Regions from separate parts of the Homo sapiens genome. Here region 1 is linked to region 2. A link is a contact called in ENCODE Hi-C or POLR2A ChIA-PET data. All regions are on one chromosome and are shown on one strand. The core of a region is the stretch at or near the end of the contact, and the rest is flanking DNA. Distances in the headings are between cores, read along the strand shown. Region 1 overlaps SHB (SH2 domain containing adaptor protein B). Region 2 holds the start of TRMT10B (tRNA methyltransferase 10B).

Evidence for each region. Hi-C counts contacts between places; a loop is a spot of excess contacts on that map. ChIA-PET counts read pairs that join two places held with the same protein, here RNA polymerase II (POLR2A). Pooled maps may share reads with other maps.
Region 1: a pooled map shows a loop between it and region 2 (4-fold over the local background). The contact joins the enhancer-like site here to the promoter of TRMT10B in region 2. A Hi-C loop is called at or near these places in 2 of 50 pooled maps. POLR2A ChIA-PET finds 5 or more read pairs at or near these places in 2 of 52 experiments (activated T-cell and activated naive CD4-positive, alpha-beta T cell).

What each region holds. Positions count from the first base shown.
Region 1 is chr9:37,990,817-37,998,468 of GRCh38, forward strand. The region is part of intron 2 of SHB (SH2 domain containing adaptor protein B); the gene reads right to left. Among named protein-coding and RNA genes, the nearest start is that of SHB, 75 kb to the right of the region's middle. RefSeq lists an enhancer at 6,862-7,363. Within about 2 kb of position 4,340, at least 23 of the 41 ENCODE cell types and tissues checked have a DNase peak (open chromatin) inside an H3K27ac peak, as active enhancers do.
Region 2 is chr9:37,751,469-37,758,591 of GRCh38, forward strand. It overlaps TRMT10B (tRNA methyltransferase 10B), which reads left to right and starts at 2,337. Exons shown (of 9, transcript NM_144964.4): 1 at 2,337-2,384. RefSeq lists a silencer at 2,247-2,481.

The sequences.
Region 1 (7,652 bases), core at 3,090-5,589, 240 kb after region 2:
GGAATCGTTCAATAGAACAAATGACCTCAGACAAGATCTGTGACAAAGAATAATGTTTGGCAGGATAGAATTAATGTAGAAAACTGTGTTTGTAGATACGCACAGATGTGTATTTTTGTAAGCAAATGGGAAAAGGGCTATAAGAATACATAAATTATTAACAATCCTTGTCTCGGGAGGGAGATTTCACTTTTTACCTCCTATAAGCCTGTATGCTGAATCTTCTTACTCAGAGCACATATTACCTAATGTGATAATTAAAATTTTAAAAGGAAGTTGCAAATGTGGCACATGAAGACTCTCCTGTTTGATATTATCAATATCTGTGACAGCACTTGTTGAGGGTCTATGTGGAACGAGGCACAGTGCCAGGAGTTCTACATTAACCCCTAGGACAGATGGGGAAACTGAGGCTGAGACTGAGAGGGCAGATACCTGAGCTGGTATGGCAGGGCTAGAATTTCCCACCTCCGCTTCTCTGATCAGAGTCTGTGCACGCTCTCCTCAGGGCTCCACGCTTTCAGGGACACTGCGTCATGGAATTCCATCAACTTCTACTTAATATTCCAGTGAAATGGGCTTCTGCATTCAAGAGTATTTCTAAACAATTTTCACTTCATGTAATGTTTATACATTTTGAAGTTTAGGAAATTAAGTTTGGAACAAATTATGTATTGGTTTTCAACTCCAAGATGTACATTTTAATTATAACATTCCCCCAAACATGACCCTGGTCATCCACAGAGGTACTCGATTATTAAAGAACCATAGTTATGGTCTCAGCACAGGAAATGATGAAAGATTTCCCTAAAAACACAGCTACAAGGACAGGCCTAATGACTTTTTGGGACCCATGGTTTCACTGCAAAGGGCCCCACTCTCCTGGAAGCTTGATACCCTCTAAGTCACAAGGCAAAGTGATGCCCATCACCCAATTTTGATCAGCAAAGCTCTGAACCAAAAACCAAACTGAGATGGATGATAACCCACAGGCTGTGCTCTGTGAAGGAAGGTGTGCTTGGGAGTGAAGGAGGTCAGACACCCTGTCAGAAGAGGCTACGCCTCACTGAGGGATCTGAAGGGGTTACAGGCAGCACCACGACAGGTTCTTTCCCACAGATTAACATGGGGTCCCAGGCTCCCACACCAGAAACATGCTTCTGGTGACTAGTGGCTAGAGTAGGTAAAGGAGGAGGTCCAGATACAACATATCACTTCACTAGTTCATTCTTCCACTCCTCCCCTCCGGAGCACCTGTGTTGCTGTTTTATGGGAAAACACTGAACAATAAAAACTTGGTCCAGCCGGGCACGGTGGCTCACACCTGTAATCCCAGCACTTTGAGAGGCCGAGGTGGGAGGGTCACCTGAGGTCAGGAGTTCGAGACCAGCCTGGCCAACATGGTGAAACCCCGTCTCTACTAAAAATACAAAAATTAGCCAGGTGTGGTGGTGGTCGCCTGTAGTCCCAGCTACTCAGGAGGCTGAGGCAGGAGAATCACTTCAACCCAGGAGGCGGAGGTTGCAGTGAGCTGAGATCGCGCCATTGCATTCCACCCTGGGCAACAAGAGCGAAATTCCATCTCAAAAAAATAAAAATAAAAAATAAATAAAAACCTGGTCCAGCTTTAGAGAAGCTCATGGCCTAAAAACGTGGTCTTCTTTGGGGCTAGGTAAGTGTGTCACCTGCTCAAGTACCACTAGGCTAAAGAGGCTTACACTTCAGTGGAGGGGCAACAGGGAGCCACTGAAGGATTCTGAGGAAGACTCGGGGTGAGCAGGGGCCTGGGGTCTGCCCCGTACTTTATCCCATGCAGGGGGCTGGGTAAGTCGTGTTCCCCTGGCCTGTTTCCTAACATTTTAGACTGGATTCTCACCGGTGGCCTGCCACCATACAGCATGGTGTAAATGAACTAGACAGCACCAACAAGGATCATCAACCACAGGACCACAGGCAAGTGCTCTCCATGGGGTGCCTGCCACCAGAATCAAATGCTACAGGTATCAGAGATAGAAACAGGGTCTGGTGAGCACCATATACGTATATGCATGCACACACACACAAACACACACACACACACACAGTCTCACACTCTAGGCCCTCTAGGAGCCTGATACCCAAGCTCCTGAGAACATGCCCCCAACAGCAGTCAATAGGTTTCTCTGCAAGGGAGCTCCAAAGCATTTCTTATCAGCTGTGCACATGAGAGTGTCTCAGCCAGGAGTTAGCGGCAGGCGAGGTGAGCGACAGGTGAAGAGATTTTAATAAAATGACAAGCAGCAGCCTATGTTACAAGAAGATTCTTGAGGTTTGCTGAAGGCTCTTCCTCTTCCTTTTTTCCTGGAATGAGATGAGGCTTAACACTTGCCTTTTGGATGAAGTCTTGTGACCAAGTGAATGAGAACTGGCAGGGAGAGTGCGATGGGAACGGATGCCTACTTGAATGTGTGTGCGCGTGTGTGTGTTAAACAAGAAAAAGGAAGTCACAGGAAGAAAAACGAACTGAGCTAAAAATAAGGCTGCTCCAACACTATTGTGAGACAGAAAATATAACCTCAGTTAGGCAGGGAAGCCAATGTGATATGAAACAGAAAATATAAAGTTCCCAGGGAGGGATAGCATTAGGAGATATACCTAATGTAAACGATGGGTTAATGGGTGCAGCACACCAACATGGCACATGTATACATATGTGACAAACCTGCACGTTGTGCACAAGTACCTTAGAACTTAAAGTATAATAATAATAATAAAAAGAAATTACAATGAAGAAATCCTATTCTTTATGTTAACATAAACATTGAGTTTGTGTTAATGTAAGTTAAACATATATTTGTTAATTTATTCTCCCTTAAAAAAAAAAAGAAAATATAAAGTTCCCACCTAAAAATAACTGGGAGTGTAAATGTGGACTTCACCGTTGAGAAATACGGAATTTTTGATATAAGCCTGAGCTTACAGTCTCACTTGGCAGGGAGGAGTTACCTGAACTTTGGAATTTTAAGGTTCTCTTCTAAATAGGAAGCTGACGATACAGAACTGAGATCAACTCCAAGAGCATTCCTGTCTATTGGCTCAAAGACCTACAAAAAACTTAGACTGTGAAGACTTGCCTGAAGCTGAGACCCAGGACGGCAATGGGTGGAACATGGCTAGAGTCAGAAGCCTGGCCCCAGCTGCTGCTGGGAGACCCCAGACAGCACCCCGTCTCCTTTGCAGCTTCCTTGTCTGCAAAATAATGGAACCATAGGCGGCTGATTGACCTCAGTGGTTCATTTACTTACAGAATCACCCTTTTTCATATTATCCCTTTGTTACTTTATAGATGGTTATAGCAACACTGCAATGTGAGAGAGTAGAAAGTGACCATGAGATCTGGAATGGACTCTCAGCTGGCCACTCCAAGCTGTGTGACCCCAGCAAATCCTCCAACTTCTCTCTGCTTCCAGCTCCTCAAAAGTCAAATAAGTCAGTAGATATGAAAGAGTAACCAATGAAGAGCACCGTGCATATAAATATTATTCTCTTCTGTCCCATCCCTCATTCCAACTTGATCAGGTTAGAATAAATGCAAATGTAACTCAAATGACTGATTACTTCCCATTTGATTCCACATACGAAATACACTGGCAATTCCAAATACCAGTAAGTTCATTTTGGAACTGGACTCGGGAGACTTAGGTTCAAACCCTGGCTCTGCCGCCTACCAGCCTATGCCCTCTGGGGAGCGATTTGCCCCAGTAGAGACTTGGCAACCTCTGTTGTGGAGTGGGGAGAATATTAATATCAATTTCATGGCGCTGTTTAAAATAAAACCAAACAAAAGGTATATAAAAGAGACCTGTAACCATAAAACCCCATGCAGATGTTACATATGAGGAATATACATAGAGTGCGCAGACACACAACCTTCCTTCTAGCTGACATCTGGTATAAATGACTCACCAGTCAATCGGTTTATGTCCACATGGGGAAGACTTCTCGTTTTTTTTTCTTTCATAATATCAGTCATGTATGCTGCCCTTCAATAGCATAAACATCTACCTCACCGTGAAATATTTTTTACATTCACCCCTAAAAGGAAGAGCCCTGTACTCTGTGACAAGGCTGAGAAGGCATGATCTGATTCCAGGGCTCAGCAACATGACACACAAACCCTTAATATCTGGAACTGAAACGTTCTTCCTGAGTGTTTCATTAAGTATATCATCTGCTTGCATTTGGCACTCTTCCACTAGCTGGGAACCTACAAAAATTGATGTGGGATGACAGCTGAGTTGGCGCTGCCAGACAAGCTTCCTCACTCGAGAACAGGCTGGGGGAAGGGCAGGCGGGCGGCAGCTGTCACGTTACAGCTGCCACCACACAGACACGCACTTCAGATTTCACTCACGTCCCCTGACGGAGGGAGGCACCAGCCACAGGCCACATGACCGCTGAGGCTCCAGCTCATCCCACTCATCCTTGTCCTGGTGAGACAGAGGCGGACACTTTCCTGGGGAAGTCCCACCCCACCCTCCCAAGGAATCTTTAAACTCCTCTTAGCGCGAGCCCTCCTCTGCTGTGTATACCTGCTGGCCTCTGGGCCTGATATTCCAGCCACCTGCCCACTGCTGATGGGGAGAAGGCCCTGCTTTTCCCAGCTCTGGCCACTGTCAGTCAGTCTGGAAAAATGCTCCTCCACAGGCCAGCCTGGGTCACAGCGTGCTCCAAGCCTGGGGAGCACAGGACCTCAGAGGCCCTACTGAATCTTGCATCACCCCAAAGGTCCTTACACTCTCATTCCTCCTCCACTAGCGGGGAGCCTCCTTCCTAGCTTGCTTTCCTCACCGTCAATGTCATGTATATTAATATCAGAAGGAATATTAGGGGGCAGAGGGAGCAATGAGACCAAGGGTGCTCGACAAACTTATCCAGAAAGCCCCCAACACCTGCAGGGGCCTCATTCCATGCTGGCTGATTCCCATCATTCTCATCTATTCTGCAGAGAAGGTCACTGTTCTGAAGACACTTGACGGCACTCCCTTACGTTTGCCAGAGGGGTTTAAAATCAGTTGCTCTGAGACCCAAATCACCATCTTAGGCAGGTGTCTTTGAACATCCAATTGGCTTACACCCAACAATTCTATACAATAGGTCAAATCATTGTTTCCTGGGGGTTTAATTTGCAACTAATTTCTCTTACAGGGTTCACCAGAAAGCTCCCACTGTTTAAAATGAAATGTACCAGGGTGCTTTGTAGAGATTTTTCTATGTGGTGGATGACCTGAAATGGTGGTTTTGAATAATGTCCAAGCCGAAATGACTGCAGCCATTCTGTGTGCCCGTAGTCAGCCAGGGTCTGCAGGTGGGAGTGGACACAGGGCAGCCTGCTGAGGAAGCCACCAGGCCATCTGTCCACAGGCTGCATGAAGCGACTCCACTTTCAGGAGCATCTGAACCCCTCCCCTTCCCTCACACCCAGGATGAACTTTCCTGTTTCTCGCCTGGATCATAAAGTCTGAGCTTAGCTGGTACTCATGGTTGAAGCCTGCTCAACAGGGAGAAATAGCACATAGCTGGGACAGCCTTGCAGCCTGTCCAGCCCTTGGGTGGAGGGTCCTTAACTCAGGCCTGAGGCCTGTACGTGTGCAGAATTCTGTGATCATGTACATAGGAGCCCAGAGCCTAAATAAAGCAGCAGTTCTTTAAAAAAATTTGGTAATTCAATGAACACTTAGATGAGAGTCTAAAGCCCTTATCTCTATAGTACCAACTGGCTCCTCATCTCCTAATGTTGGACAGACACAGAGTGTCCACTGATGTGCTGGCTCTGGGCCAAGGTTGGAGCCTGCTGGTCCCCACCTCCCCAGCAATGGCCTTTCTTTCAGCTCCTCATTCAACACCCAAAGGCATTCAAGGTTGGGCCTAGATCTCCCCTCCTTCTACTGTAGTCTCTTAATCACCCTGGAGAAGAATTCTGTCCCTTTGGTACCCCAATGTAGCACTAATTATCTGTCTGATTCACATGTCAATTAATCACCCAAGGCCTTAAGACATTGCCAGTGCTGGCTCTAACTGCCCTGTGACTCTCCATATCTACCGGCTTATCCTGGACTAATTTTCTTGCTTGATCCAGGTTTGAGAGCAGAGGCTCTATGTGATCAATCTGTGTGTCTGCCTGGTGTCAGGAGGATTTCAATGAGCTCAATAGTCTGAGTCAGGGAAATGGGAAGCTGACAGGCAGGAGGTGGGTGGGAGCAGGTGAAGGTTCAACAACTCCAGATAGTCCTGTGGGTACAGTCCAAGCCCCTTAGGGGGCTCAGAAAGCCCTTTATGAACTAGTCATCGAACATCTTGGCAGCCACGTCTCCCCTCTGTAAGTTCTTGAAGCTGCAGCCATGCCGGCCACAGGCTGTATCTCCATTTGCAAGCCATCCTTTCCCTCTTCTCTACATGACACCCACCTCTGAGTTAACTTCAGGACCCAACTCAGGTGTCAGCTCAGCACCTACGAAACCACTGGTGGGTCCCCAGAGCCACTAGCTAGTCCTCTCCTCCAGGTCTGAGCTTGGGCTGCTGCCTAGACAGCCCCTTCCCTCCTGGCCTGCTCATCTTTTAAGACTTAGGCCAAGCTCCAATTCCTTGGAAGCCTTTCCTGCCTCCTTTTCCCCTGGAACCTGAGTGATCGAAATACCTCTGTGGAGGTCCCCACAGCGCAAAGTAAAGCCCAAGACATGTCAGACCTGAGTCCACATCCACTGGGGCTTGGATCTCATTTATGTCAATCTCTGGACGCCCAGTGTAGAAGCTGGCACAGGAGGGTACAAAATGACTGCAGAGTGGGCAAAACTCCTAAAGTACTGCTACCCCAAGTTATCTCATCTTTGTGGTTGGCCTTCTGGGCTGTCCAGCTCCACCACCTCAGGACTGGAACCCTGTACCTCTCACATCACAGAGACACGGAGGCCGAGGCACTCTGCTCCATCACCCCAGGGCAGATGGCCAGCTTATCAAACAACAGCTGTCCAGGGCGACAGCAGCTTCTCACTGTGTGACAAGGGCAAGTGGCAGAAAGGACAACAAGGCCCTGGGGGCCTGAGGCCCAGGAGGAGACCCTGCTAAGGGGCAGAGGGCCCTGGGATGGGATGGGGATGAACAAGAGTGATGCTTCTTCCTGGCTTGTGGTACCCACTGTGTCCAACCGAGCAAGCAGAGGCAGTGGCAGGACAGCCCGTGTGACAGGCACTTGCTGCATTCTGCTGTGGTGGAGCTGCTTTCTCTTGTAAAGTGCCGCCGTGCCCAACTGCCTGCTTGTAAAGGGGAGCGCGACGGGGATTTACAGCATTCCTGTTGCTCTGAGCTCTGAGTTACGATTCCAAGGCACCAGTGGCCGGGAGCAGGCAGCTTGGAGGGAGGAGGGAGGAGGGAGGGAAGCACTAGGGCCAGGGCCCCAACACAGTACTGAGCTGGACCGCTATCCTGCTGGCCTGGGCTTCCTGACCACCAAGGACTCCATAAACGGTAAACTTCCCAGAACTGCAGGCGCCCCAGAGACTCACAACCTCCCCCACCACCCTCAGGGCCAGATACATGGTCTCTGCATCGCCTGTTTTCAAATCCAGGAAAGCACATGTTCTGATGGTCTCAAAATCCTATTTTGTTTATTTATT
Region 2 (7,123 bases), core at 1,087-3,586:
GGGCCGTCCAAATTTGGTTTCACCTGTTAACGAAGGGGAAAAAAGGTGCTAGACTCAGTTAATCTCCAGAATTGGAAGGGCCTGGGAGGGGAAAGATCTAGTTAGGTTAATAGAGGTTTTTTTACAGATGCAAATCCCTCCCGCACCCTCAACACAAAACAGCTTTGCAGGGGCCATTTCAAATTATGGCAATGAAACATATTTTGGGGTAAAAAATTTTTGTTTTTCTGTCATGTTGAGAGGTGACAGAGTGATGGCAGCCCTCGCTCGCTCTTGGCACCTCCTCGGCCTTGGCGCCCGCTCTGGCCACGCTTGAGGAGCCCCTCAGCCTGCCGCTGCACTGTGGGACCCCCTTCCTGGGATGGCCGAGGCCGGAGCCGGCTCCCTCAGCCTGCCGGGAGGTGGGGAGGGAGAGGCACAGGGGGAACCGGGGCTGCTCGCAGGGCGCTTGCGGGCCAGCTAGAGTTCCGGGTGGGCGTGGGCTTGGCGGGCCCTGCACTCGGAGCGGCGGCCGGCCCCGCCGGCCCCAGGCAGTGAGGGGCTTAGCACCCAGGCCAGCAGCTGCGGAGGGTGCGCTGGGTCCCCCAGCAGGGCCGGCCCACCGGCGCTGCTGTTGATTTCTCGCTGGGCCTTAGCTGCCTACCTGCGGGGCAGGGCTTGGGACCTGCAGCCCGCCATGCCTGAGCCTTCCCCCTACCCCTACCCCTACCCCTACCCCCACCCCTACCCCCACCCCCACCCCCGCCGTGGGCTCCCGAGAGGCCCAAGCCTCCCAGACGAGCACTGACCCCTGCTCCACGGCACCCGGTCCCATCGACCGCCCAAAGGCTGAGGAATGTGGGCACACGGCGAGGGACTGGCAGGTAGCTTCACCTGCGGCCCCAGTGCTGGATCCACTGGATGAAGCCAGCTGGGCTCCTGAGTCCAGTGGGGACTTGGAGAACCTTTATGTTTAGCTAAGGGATTGTAAATACACCAATGAGCACTCTGTATCTAGCTCAAGGTTTGTAAATGCACCAATCAGCACTCTGTGTCCAGCTCAGGGTTTGTGGATGCACCAATCGGCACTCTGTGTCTAGCTAATCTGGTGGGGACTTGGAGAATCTTTATGTATAGCTAAGGGATTGTGAATGCACCAATCGGCACTCTGTATCTAGCTCAAGGTTTGTAAATGCACCAATCAGCACTCTGTGTCTAGCTCAGGGTTTGTAAATATACCAATCAACACTCTGTGTCTAGCTAATCTAGTGGGGACTTGGAGAACTTTTGTGTCTAGCTCAGGGATTGTTAACGCACCAATCAGCACCCTGTCAAAACGGACCAATCAACTCTCTGTAAAACAGACCAATCGGCTCTCTGTAAAGTGGACCAATCAGCAGGATGTGGGTGGGGCCAGATAGGAGAATAAAAACAGGCTGCCCGAGCAAGCAGCGGCAACCCGTTGGGGTTGCCTTTCTGGACTGTGGGTGCTTTGTTCTTTGTAATAAATCTTGTTGCTTGCTAACCCTTTGGGTCCCTACTGTCTTTGTGAGCTATAACACTCGCCGTGAAGATCTGTATTTGCAGCTCTTTCTTGAGGCCCGTGTGACCACGAACCCACCGAGAGCGAAGGAACAACTCCAGGTGTGCCCTCTTAAGAGATTTAACACTCATTGCGAAGATCTGCAGCTTCACTCCTGAAGCTAGCGAGACCATGAACCCGCCAGAAGGAAGAAACTCCAGACACGCAGTCTTTAAGAATTGTAACACCGCGATGGTCCGCGGTTTCATTCTTGAAGTCAGTGAGACCAAGAATCCACCATTTCCGGACACAATATGATATCAGGTTGGAATTTGATATTTTAGTTCTACAAAGATTCTGTTGTGTCAGTCCCCGTTGGGCCTAAACTCCGCAAGGGATGGGATATAATATCAGTGCATGTCCAACCGCCCCGCTCCACTCCCGCTTCCTGTAATGGCCATAACTAGTTTTTAAGGTTTCCTTCGGCAGAGAGGGAGGTCCATTCAGTCGGGTGCGGGCCTTAGAATTTTTTTGCTTCACACACCCCAGTTTCGCAATGTCCAGCCCTTGACAACCAACAGAGCACCTGTAGGAGCCCTGTGAAGTTGGTAAAGGGTTGGGGTTGTAATAGCTGTCCAGCAGACGGGGAGACAGGGGTTCAGAGAAGGTGGGCAACCACCACAGCAGGACGCAGCTCCCTACCGCCAGGGCTGGGAGTAGAAGCCGCAGCCTCCGCTCCGGCTCGGCCCCACGAGCACCCTGCAGGTGAAAAACTACAATTTCCAGAATGCCATTCGGAGCGGAGTTACGAAGCGGAAGCGAGGCCGGGGGCGGGGGGGATCCGATGCGCGCCGCTGCCGCTGCGTGGGGGTGAGGGGATCAGGTACGCTGTCCGCTGGTTAAGGGGGCTGGCTGGGGGCTGCGGGGTCTGTCCTGGGACGTCCGCCTCCCTCGCGGGTGGGGCGGACGTTGAGAAAGCAGCGTTTAGCAGTCATGTGGCCTGTGGTACTCCACCTTCCTGATACTTTCCCTTCCTGCTTCCACTCGCACGCTCAGCCTGTGGGCCGGGAGAGACCCGCAGGCGGGGTGCTCTCAGGCTGAATTCGATGTGCCATCACTTAGCGGCAGTGTAGGTACCCATCAGGTGGGAGTTAGGCTAGCAAAGGTCTGAGGCCTCTGCCAACCTAGGGTGGGGGTGCGGAGTGGAGGATTTATGAACTCAGCAAGTATTTATTAAGCATCTATAAGCAAACAACACTTGCCTACATTGAAGGGATGGAGGAGGTTCCGACAACAAGTAAAATAGGTTATGTTGGATAGTAATATGAATGAGGAGAGGAAGGTAGTCTGTGAGTGTCTTAGGGAAGAGCATTGAGGGTAAAGAGAACGGCGAATGTAAAGGCCTTGAAGGGTATGTTTGAGGAACAGCAAATAGACCCCGGAGTGCAGAGGAAACGAGAAAGGTAGACCTTAGTGATCTGCATAGGTCATTGTATGGATTTGGGCTATTTACTGTCAGTGAAATGGAGAGTACTGCAGGGTTCTAAGCAGAAGAGTGGTGATCATCAAATACTTAGGATGCTCACAGGGCTCGGGTACTGAGGGTGTACAGGTGAATTCTTCCAATTCTTCCCTGGGTTTATAATCTAGTGGGGAAACAGGTAGACAGCTGTCATGCAAGGCAGGGTCAGATAATTGGAGCCCCATGAAAGCAGAACGAATGTCATCCCCAAGTCCCCAGGATGTACTATTATGTCAGGTGCTTAGTAGCTTTGTTGAACGAAAGTAATGAATATTCAGCATCGGACCCATAATTGGAGGCTCAGAAAAGATGTTTAATGAAGAAATGAAAAATAAATGAAATCTCACTTCTTGATACTGTTACAATGGCAATTAAGTTTCAACCTGAATGTGAGAAGGGGACAAACATTCAAACCAGAGCAGCACTCAAATTCATAAGATAGGAAATACAAAGGTGCTGCCAGGATTGGGGAAGGGAGAGTTATATAAAGGTCACAGGGTCGGGTGTGGTGGCTCACGCCTGTAATCCTAGCACTTTGGGAGGCCCAGACAGGTGGGTCGCGAGGTCAGGAGATCGAGACCATCCTGGCTAAAATGGTGAAACTCCGTCTCTACTAAAAATACAAAAAAATCTAGCCGGACATGGTGGCGGGTGCCTGTAGTCCCAGCTACTCAGGAAGCTGAGGCAGGAGAATGCGTGAACCTGGGAGGCAAAGCTTGCAGTGAGTCGAGATCGCGCCACTGCACTCCAGCCTGGGCGACAGAGTAAGACTCCGTCTTTTTTTTTTTTTTTTTTTTTAAAGTTAGTTTCACTTTAGGAAGACAAACAAGCTCTGGAGCTGGACAGTGGTGATGGTGGCACACAATGTGGATGCCCTTAGGTGTGTTTTTAACTGCACATTTACAAATGGTTAAAATGGTAGTTCCTATGTCCAAAAAAAAATGCTAAATTTGGGCATAGATAATGTCCCACACAGATTGAGCAGATCTCTGCTTCTGTGATGTCCAACTTCACCTTTGCTTTCTGAGGATCCCTAGGTGGCAATCACCTAATCAGTATTTATTGAGCTTCCATTCTGTGCCAGGCCTTATGCCAGACAACAGAGATACAAAGATACAAAAGAGGTGGGCCCCGCCTTCAGGAGTGTTAGCTTGTTCTATTACTCTTCTGATGGTGGTTGGAGTTGTTTTTATTTGATTTGCAAGGTTATTGCATCCCAAATTCCTGGTTTAAGAAACATTCTCAGGGACTGTAGAGATTTGGAGAAACATGAGGTAAAAGGAGGGGAAAAGAAAGGAAGGGAGTGGGAGTGGTGGCGGTAAACTTCAGTTCAATTAAACAAAAAATAAACACTGCTGTTTTCAAGGTTCTATACTGTGAACTCTTAAGTGTTTAGGTAAATGTAGGTATAAGCCCTCCTACAAAGGAATTCAGTTTGATAGGAGAGAAGATACCAGCACAGACTTTCCAATTTTTGAAAACAACAGTGGAAGTCTGTAGCTCCTAGGATCTCCTATCCTAGATCTCTTTTCCCCTCCTTAGCCAGACTACCTCCAGAGAAATCTCTAGATCCATTGCCTCCCAGTCATTCCCCAACAGGCCCCGGCATACAGTAGGAGCTTGGTGGAATGTTTATTAACTAATGAATGGTCAACACAGGTAAAAATACAAAATGCTATGAAGTTTAAAGGAGGAAGAGATCACATGGCTATTAACTAGCATTTATTTAACAAATGGGTGTTGGTTTTCTCACCCTAATACAATGAAGTTGTCAGTTAAAGATTAGTTTATCTTAATGTTTTCATTTGTTATTTTCTGAATGCCTATATGCAGGAAAATGCAGATGACTCTGATGGTATAAAAGTCTGTTCATTCATCTAAAAGAACTGTCATAATGGGGGTCTAGATATCTTTTGTTTAAAAAAAAAAAAATGGCTGGGTGCGGTGGCTCACTCCTGTAATCCCAGCACTTTGGGAGCCTGAGATGGGTGGATCACTTGGGTCAGGAGTTTGAGACCAGCCTGGCCAACTTGGTGAAACCTGATCTCTACTTAAAATGAAAAAATTAGCGTGGTGTGGTGGTGCGTGCCCGTAGACCCAGCTACTCGGGAGGCTGAGGCATGAGAATCGCTTGAACCTGGGTGGCAGAGGTTGCAATGAGTCATGAGATTGCAATGAGATCATGCCACTGCGCTCCAGCCTGGGTGACAGAGCAAGACTCTCATCTCAAAAAGATATATATATATATATACACACACACACATATATATATACACATATATACATATGTGTATACATACATGTGTATGTGTATATATGTGTGCATATGTGTGTATGCGTGTGTATGTATGTGTGTATATATACACACACACATATACATACACACATATATACATATACAGGTGTGAGGTGGCTCACATCTCTACCCAGTGACTGGGAAGCTGAGGTGGGAGGATGGCCTGAGGCCAGGAGTTCGATACTGGCCTGGGCAACATAGCAAGACCTATCTCTTAACTTTTTTTTTTTTTAATTTGTGATCAACTTCACTGTTCATTCATGTGGAGTGCTTCTGAAATGTTTAAGAATAGCTTGGATTTTTTGTTTTGTTTTTGAAACAGGGTTTGCTGTGTCACCCAGGTTGAAGTGCAATGGCACAATCATAGCCCACTGGAGCCTTGATCTCCTGGGTTCAAGCGATCTTCTGGCTTCAGCTGCCCAAGTAGCTGGGACTACAGGTGTGCATCATCATGCTCATCTAATTCTTTGTGGAGGTGGGGTCTCACTTTGTTCCCCAGGCTGGTCTTGAACCCCCAGGCTCAATTGATCCTCCCTCCTCAGCCTCCCAAAGTGCTGCGATTACAGGCATGAGCTTCTGCGCCCAGCCAGCTTGGTATTTTCCTCATTTCTCTGGAGATACACATTATGAAATTTTATGCATGCCACTAATTCTTTGTGATAGTCTGTATGTAAATACATTTAAAAATGTGTACTGGATTTTAAAGGATTTCTAAGCAGAAATAAACTTTAGCCTAGGCAGACAAATGGACACAAATTTCAAATCTATAATTTTGAAAATCTAGAAGGTAATTTACTTGGTCATCTTCAGGAATATATCTGGTGGTCACATGTTCACATGATAAGTCATGAATAACCAAAACTGCTCAGAAGATTTACCTTCTAATAGCAACTGTAAGAACAACACTGAAGGGGTTTTGAATAGTAGTTAACAGCAAGTATTTCATGAGTACTTGTTTTATATCAGTAAGTGAAAGGTATCTAATTCTTGCAACAATCCTGTGAGGTCGTTTTATCCCATTTCGTGGAGAGACTCTATGGCAGAGACTTAAATCCTCTAGCTATTGTCCCATTACTCACAAGTGGCAAGCTGGGAAGTGTGTCTGAATTCTAAGAATGCTATTTTCCCGCTTAAACCTATTTTAAGTGTGTCTAAACTGAAAACAACTAAAGTTTGGCCCAATTTTGAGCATTTGATGGAGTACAAGAAAAGCAATATGAACTCAACACTAGAAATGTTTTCCAAACACAGGAGTCAAAATGGAAAAGAAAACATAATTCTAGGACACTAGCCATCTCTACAGTGAATAATATTTATGGAGTTATAATATAAATGCAGTTTACAGCTGGTGCAGTGGCTCACACTTGTAATCCCACCACTTTGGGAGGCTGAGGCAGGCGGATTGCTTGAGTCCAGGAATTCCAGACCAGCTTGGATAACATGGTGAAACCCTACCTCTACTAAAAATACAAAAATTAGCTGGGCATGGTGGTGTGCACCTGTAGTCCCAGCTACTCATGAGGCTGGGGTGGGAGAATCACCCGAGCATGGGAGGTCAAGGCTGCAGTGAGCTGTGATTGCACCACTGCACCCCAGCCTGGGCAACAGAGTGAGACCCTGTCTGAAAAAATAATAGTTTACAAATTTGGTTTACAAATTTTAGAAAATACCACGGGGATAGACAAAGCACTTAATTGTTTTGTCAGGGCAAAATGTAAAACCTACCTTGACCATATAAAATTAAAGGCTCAGTTGGAAAATTAAAGGGAGAACAGAGATAGAAATATAAGGGTGTTTATGTTCA